2 separate regions of the Homo sapiens genome follow, and region 1 is linked to region 2. Evidence: chromatin contacts called from ENCODE Hi-C data. All regions are on one chromosome and are shown on one strand. Each heading gives the region's core, a stretch centred on a gene start or an enhancer-like site at or near the end of the contact. The rest is flanking DNA. Distances are from core to core; before and after follow the strand shown.

What was found. Hi-C counts contacts between places; a loop is a spot of excess contacts on that map. Pooled maps may share reads with other maps.
Region 1: a loop to region 2 is called in a map of CD8-positive, alpha-beta T cell, with 14 times the contacts of the local background. The contact joins the promoter of STKLD1 here to the promoter of AK8 in region 2. A Hi-C loop is called at or near these places in 1 of 168 maps with a recorded cell type or tissue (CD8-positive, alpha-beta T cell) and 6 of 50 pooled maps.

What each region holds. Positions count from the first base shown.
Region 1 is chr9:133,374,975-133,377,979 of GRCh38, reverse strand. It overlaps STKLD1 (serine/threonine kinase like domain containing 1), which reads right to left and starts at 1,614. Exons shown (of 18, transcript NM_153710.5): 1 at 1,420-1,614. The coding sequence starts at 1,506. SURF4 (surfeit 4) reads left to right here and starts at 1,920. Exons shown (of 6, transcript NM_033161.4): 1 at 1,920-2,058. The coding sequence starts at 2,011. RefSeq lists silencers at 1,376-1,875, 1,966-2,205, 2,216-2,495.
Region 2 is chr9:132,876,939-132,879,962 of GRCh38, reverse strand. AK8 (adenylate kinase 8) reads left to right here and starts at 1,679. Exons shown (of 13, transcript NM_152572.3): 1 at 1,679-1,791. The coding sequence starts at 1,708. It overlaps SPACA9 (sperm acrosome associated 9), which reads right to left and starts at 1,065. Exons shown (of 4, transcript NM_001316897.2): 1 at 949-1,065.

The DNA.
Region 1 (3,005 bases), core at 365-2,864, 500 kb before region 2:
GAGGGATCCAGGTTGCATGCTCCTTATGAGAAACAAATGCCTGATGATCCGTCACTGTCTCCCATCATCCCGAGAGGATGGTCTAGTTGCAAGAAAACAAGCTCAGGGCTCCCACTGATTCTACATTATGGTGAGTTGTGTAATTATTTCATTATGTATTACAACATAATAATAGAAATGAACTGCACACTAAGTGTAATGTGCTTGAATCATCCCAAAACCATCCTCCCGCCTCCATCTGTGGAAAAATTGTCTTCCACAAAACTGGTCCCTTGTGCCAAAAAGGTTGGGGACTGCTATTTTTTTTTTTCTTTCTGAGACAGAGTTTTGCTCTTGTTGCCCAGGCTGGAGTCCAATGGCGCTATCTTGGCTCACCACAACCTCTGCCTCCTGGGTTCAAGCGATTCTCCAGCCTCAGCCTCCCGAGTAGCTGTGATTACAGGCATGCGCCACCACACCTGGCTAATTTTGTATTTTTAGTAGAGACAGTTTCTCCATGTTGGTCAGGCTGGTCTTGAACTCCCGATCTCAGGTGATCCGCCCGCCTTGGCCTCCCAAAGTGTTGGGGATTACAGGCGTGAGCCACCGAGCCCGGCCAGGGACTGCTGTTCTAAGCCACAGCGGGCTGAGGGCAGAGCTGGTGTGAGAGCGTTCAAGCTTAGGCAGCAAATTAAACAGTAAAATGGAGCCGTATCTCGAATCAAGTCTATTTTTTTTTCCAAAAGCAGGTATATTCCTGAAACGTCTATTTTTTTTTAATCTGAAAAACAACTTTACTTTAAAAATTATCTGGCCACCAGAAGCTCATCTGCTTCACCTCTGGCAACGCCCTATAGTCCTCTCACACAAAGACAATTCTTCCAAAGTGACAAAAATCTAACCCGCAAACTGTTTCCAAGCGAATGCATTTTTCACAAATGCTGAATCTAACATTTAATAAAGTGTATATATCATGTATAGAAGCATTTAATTAAACATTTACTTTTATTTTGCAGCTTTCCTTTTGTGTTTTGTGAATTTTTTAGGTCTCAAACATTTTCACAGACCCACGCTGCAGGGGTGTTTTTAGGGGACTGGGGGCTCCCAATTATGTACTCGGGATGTTCCCGGGGGTCCTGCCTCGGTGGACCCAAGCGCACAGACCCCAGGCACGAAGGATAGAGGAGCTGCCCCACGCCCTCAAATACTCAGCCAGGGCTGGAGAATCCTTAGTCAATTCACAAAGGGGGAAACTGAGTGGCAAAGGGCACCCAGGAGGTCACCGTTGGAGGCCCCCCGGGTTCAACCTAGGAGCTGCAGGCCGACACTGGCCAGGGCGCGGGCCCCTCGCCGCCCTCGGTCGGAACCGCCGGCCGTAGCTCCAGGGTTGCGACCGTTACCCCACGGAGCTCCCGCCTCCCCGCAGGGAACACTCGGCACCTGGTACTTCTCCATGGGCTCTCCGGGGGACCCTGGGCCTCGCTCCCCCTGCGTGGGGCGCCTGCGATTGGACCCTGGCCCAAGCATGATCAGTAGCGACCGCGTACGGGCGAGCGTCCACCCCTGGCCCCACCCCGCGTGGGTCAGTGGGACCCGCGGGATCCTCCCCGCCCGAACGGCGCCCTCGAGGCACTCAGGCGTCCCTCCCGCGCGCTGGCCCCAGACCCCCAGGTCCCCGCCCCCTTAAAAGGGACGCGTTCCGCCGGGCCGGGAGGGACCGCAGGGCCTGCGCGCGGCGGGCGGGGCCTCCAGCGTGAGAGGCGTGGCGTCGAGCGCGGCGGGCGTGGCTTCGAGCGGATGGGTCGGGAGGCTGGGGATGGCGCGTGGCCCCTTTAAGACGCACCGGGGCGGGCCCGGGCGGCGCGCGGCCCCTTTAAGGCTTGGCCTACGTGGCAGCCGCTGGAGCCGCAGCCGACGCGGAGCGAGGCCGGCCGCCGGGCACTTCCTGTGGAGGCCGCAGCGGGTGCGGGCGCCGACGGGCGAGAGCCAGCGAGCGAGCGAGCGAGCCGAGCCGAGCCTCCCGCCGTCGCCATGGGCCAGAACGACCTGATGGGCACGGCCGAGGACTTCGCCGACCAGGTGCGGCCTGCGGGCTCCTCCCCCGGCCCCGGTCCCGACCCAGGCCGCCCGGGCCGCTCCGGAGTCGGCCTCCCAGCGCAGGGCGCCAGGCCCGGGCCGCCCCCTGACTCCTTGTTCCCACAGGGGGACCCCCCCGCCCGGGCCCTCTGTCCCGGCTGGACAGCCCCAAACCCGGCCTCCGGGCCCAGTCTCCCCTGCCCGCTGGGCCGCTCCCGGAGCCCGGGCCTCGGCGCCCTGCCTGGCTAGCCGCCCCCACCCTCCAGCCAGCCCGGGGCGCGGGCTGTGGGGGTTTCTTCCCGGGCCGGCGGCGCGAGTCCTGGCGTTGGGTCGGGTCTGAGGCTCGCGGGGAGCGCCTCGGCGTTTGGAGCTGCTGGGGGGTCCCCGCACGTTTTTCCTCTCACTGGGGCTCCCGGAGGCGGGCTGGGAGCTCGGGGACGAACGGGGGCCGGGGGTCCTCCCAGAGGAAAGGGGGCGCGCTGGCGTGCGCCCCAGCTACAGGAAGCCACAGCACCTTTTCCTTTTCTCTTTCCCAGATGTGCTGGACTCTTGGGGTCCCTTTGACCCTGTCTGCGTCTCCCTCCCCGTTTGGACTCTGCCCTGGGCTGGATTGAGTGGGGACCTGTACACAGCCTGGGAGGAGGGGAAGCCTATCTCCCTGATAGTCTCCTTCCAGAAGTGTCCAGGTGGCATTCTGAGCAACAGGGAAGCCTTTGAAACAGGCGGTTGGGTAACTGTTGAGAGCATTCGGGAACTGGGTGGACAGGATCCGATCCTACAAAGTGAAGGGACACAACTCCCTTCCCTCTTTCTTGATTAAGCTTGACAGAACAAAAAAACAAAAACAAAAGGTGGTGGTGGTTACGCAGATTTATGCCTTTTACTTCTAAAAGAATCCCGTTATGTCGACAAATTAACAGCCTTATCCCCGCAGGGAGAGCCTTGTGTGG
Region 2 (3,024 bases), core at 430-2,929:
GAGGCAACAGTGCTGGCTTTTACGTTGGGAGGGCATGTCTCTGGGCTGATGGCTGGTAGAAAAGGGCTTTAGCTGGAGCCTGGATGCAGAGTTCATGCCCTGGCTCTGCCCAATCTAACCAGTGGCCCTAGCCAAGATTTCCCCCTTTTCTGGGCCTCAGTTTATCCATCTGTCAAATGAGAGAGTTTGGATTAGCCTCTTCTTCAAGAGGCCTTCTGGTTCTAAGGCTGTATGATCAACAACTGATGAGAAAAGAAGCCCAGAAAGGGGAAGTGACTCACCCAAAGTTACCCAGCCAACCACTCCTCATTGTTCTAATCCTCCAACTTCTCATCTGTAAAATGGGAATGAAGGTGCCTATTTCACAGGATTGTTGGAACGATTAAATGAGATACTACTACTAATAGTAGCCCCATATATTGTGTGCTTACTGCATGCCAATTACTCTCCAATACATTAGCTCCTGAAATCCTTCAGCAGTTCCCTCTTCACAGGGCAGGAAAGTGAGGCACGGAGCAAGCAGAGAGTTTGCCAAGCTCACACAGTAAGAAGCGGAGCCAGAACTTGAAGCTGGGGCTGTCTGCATTGACTGTGCCATTTTCCCTCTCCATAAGGTACAGAGACAACAGAATTTTGCCGAGAGCACAAAGAGTTCAACAAACTCTTACAGCTCCTACGATTAACGGCAACAGACAAGAGCTAGAGATCCCAATTCAGTGTTGCGACTAATAAAATATCAAGCTGCCCCGTACCACTGGGAATTCATACGACTTAAAAAGCTCCGTCTCCAGCGCGAACCTTCCCCTCGCCCCCACCCCGAGACAGCTGTGCAGGCCCCTCCATCCTCCGGACCCCTCCATCTTTCCATCCTCCACCCCAGCTTCCAGTTTCTGACCCAGAGGCCGGGGTGGGGTCCGAGTGGGCCCACCCACACTCATCCCTGTTTACCCTTGCTTGTCCTAGAGCGCTCTTCGCTCCACGGAGCACCCAGAGAAGTTGGAGTGACTCCGTGAGTGTCGGTGCCCCGGAGGGTGGGGAGGCCCGTTCCAGGACTTGGGAGGCGAGGGTGGGTGGGGACGTCGGGCGAGAAGGGGCGGGGCCGCGGGCGTGATTGTTACCGCCGGTGCCATAGCAATCGGGTCACTTGGCGGCTTGGCCAGAGCCGGGGAGCTGGGAGGGGTCTACCGGGGCTCGACTCTAGGAGTTGGGCTGAGGATTTCCACCCGATCCTCGAACCTCCGGCCCATCTCATGGACGCCCCTCCCCCTTCAAACACCCTCCCCCACATTTATTCCCGCGTCTGTTTTAAAGATGGGTAAACTGAGGCACAGGGAGCCGGGCCGGGGAGCACTGACAGAACCAGAAGCAGGTTCTGCCTCCCGTCCCCTCGGAGGGCCGACTTGCCCCTTCTGGGTTTCGTCGGGGGTCTCAGATACGAGGAGGCCCAGCTGGAAGCCACCTGAGGGTGTCCCCCGCTAAGATGCGCAAATGGGAAAAGCGAGGCCGGGGTTGGGGAAAGAACTTGCCCGAGCCGCAGAGCGCGTCAGCCGGGGAGGTCGGGGCGGGGGCGACCCGCGCGACCGAGGATCGGGTATCTGGGCCCGGCGCGGAGCCTGCAGGGCGGGGCCGCGGCGCGTGCTGATGACGCAGTCGGCGCGGCGGCCCTAGCGACGCGGTTACTAGGGAGCGGCGAGCCGAGACGGCTACATGGACGCCACTATCGCCCCGCACCGTATCCCCCCCGAGATGCCCCAGTACGGGGAGGAGAACCACATCTTCGAGTTGATGCAGGTGACCGGACACCCCTGCCCGTCGCGACGCTGGCGGCGGCTCGGGAGCCTCCACTGCGACGTCGGGTGCGCGGCCGGGACCCGCAGCTGGGGCCGAGTCGCGCGCCCACGAAGCAGCCCAACTCGGGATGTACGATTCGTGTGTCGCCGTGACCCCGAGGGGGCCCTCGAGCTGGGGACGCTCCTGGTCCTGCCCGGGTTTGCCTCAGGCGGACCCAGGGGGAGGAAGGGGGCCACTCGAGCCGGGATTTGGTCCTGGCTGTGCCGCCAGCGGGCCTTATGGTCTGGAACCAGTCCTTTCCTTTTCTCGGTTTCCCCACCTGTGAAATGCCAGGTTGCAAGAGGTGGTCTCCCAGGGGCTCTCCCGGCGCTGACAATTACCATCTGTCGAATTTGTGGGGAGCCTCTCGGCCCAGGTTTCTGAGGTGGGCATTGTCCGAGTTCAAGCTGGCATCTCCATCCTCAGAGAGGGCCGCCTCTGGGACAGCAGCATCTCCCACCTTGGTCCCTCCTCCTCAGGGCCAGACGTCCCCGGCAGCTCCGAAGCTCTCATTCTGGCTCCAGGCCTGACTGGGCCCCCAGCTCACCGTGTGACTTTGGGCGAGGCCCCGTCCCCGCCAGGGCCCCAGTTTTCCCTTTTGCACGTGGTGGAGGTCAAGGCTTTCAGGAGCTGGAGGGGAAGAACTCTCAGCCACTCAAAGGTTCTGAGAGGCAAGGGGAAGCTGGAGCTCAGTTTTCAGATCATTTGTCTGCTTCCCAGGGTACACCCCATCCCCAGGGGCATGGCATGGAGGGCATAGTGGTGTCTGTGGTCATTTGAGGTTCTGCCCTGCACACTAGACAGCTGAGCCCAGACGAAGAAACCCGTGTCTGCACCTCCATCAAACACATTTCCCTCGGAAAGTGTTAACTGATAGAGGGAGAGCAAGAGATTCCTAAAACTGCTTGAGTGGCCAATCACAAATCAAATAGCTAGCTGGGTTAGAAGTCAGCAGGTCAGGGCAGGATGGGGGATCATCTGGAGCCCTGTTGTCTGCTCTAGAGAACCTGGTGTGTTTTCCACATTGATTGTTGGAGGAATTGCCCAGGAAAGCTTTTATTGATTTTGAAACAGGGTCTTGCACTGCTGCCCAGGCTGGAGTGCAGTGATACAATCATGGCTTACTGCAGCCTTGAACTCCTGGGCTCAAGCAATCCTTCTGCCTTAGTCCCTCCAGAGTAGCCGAGACTACAG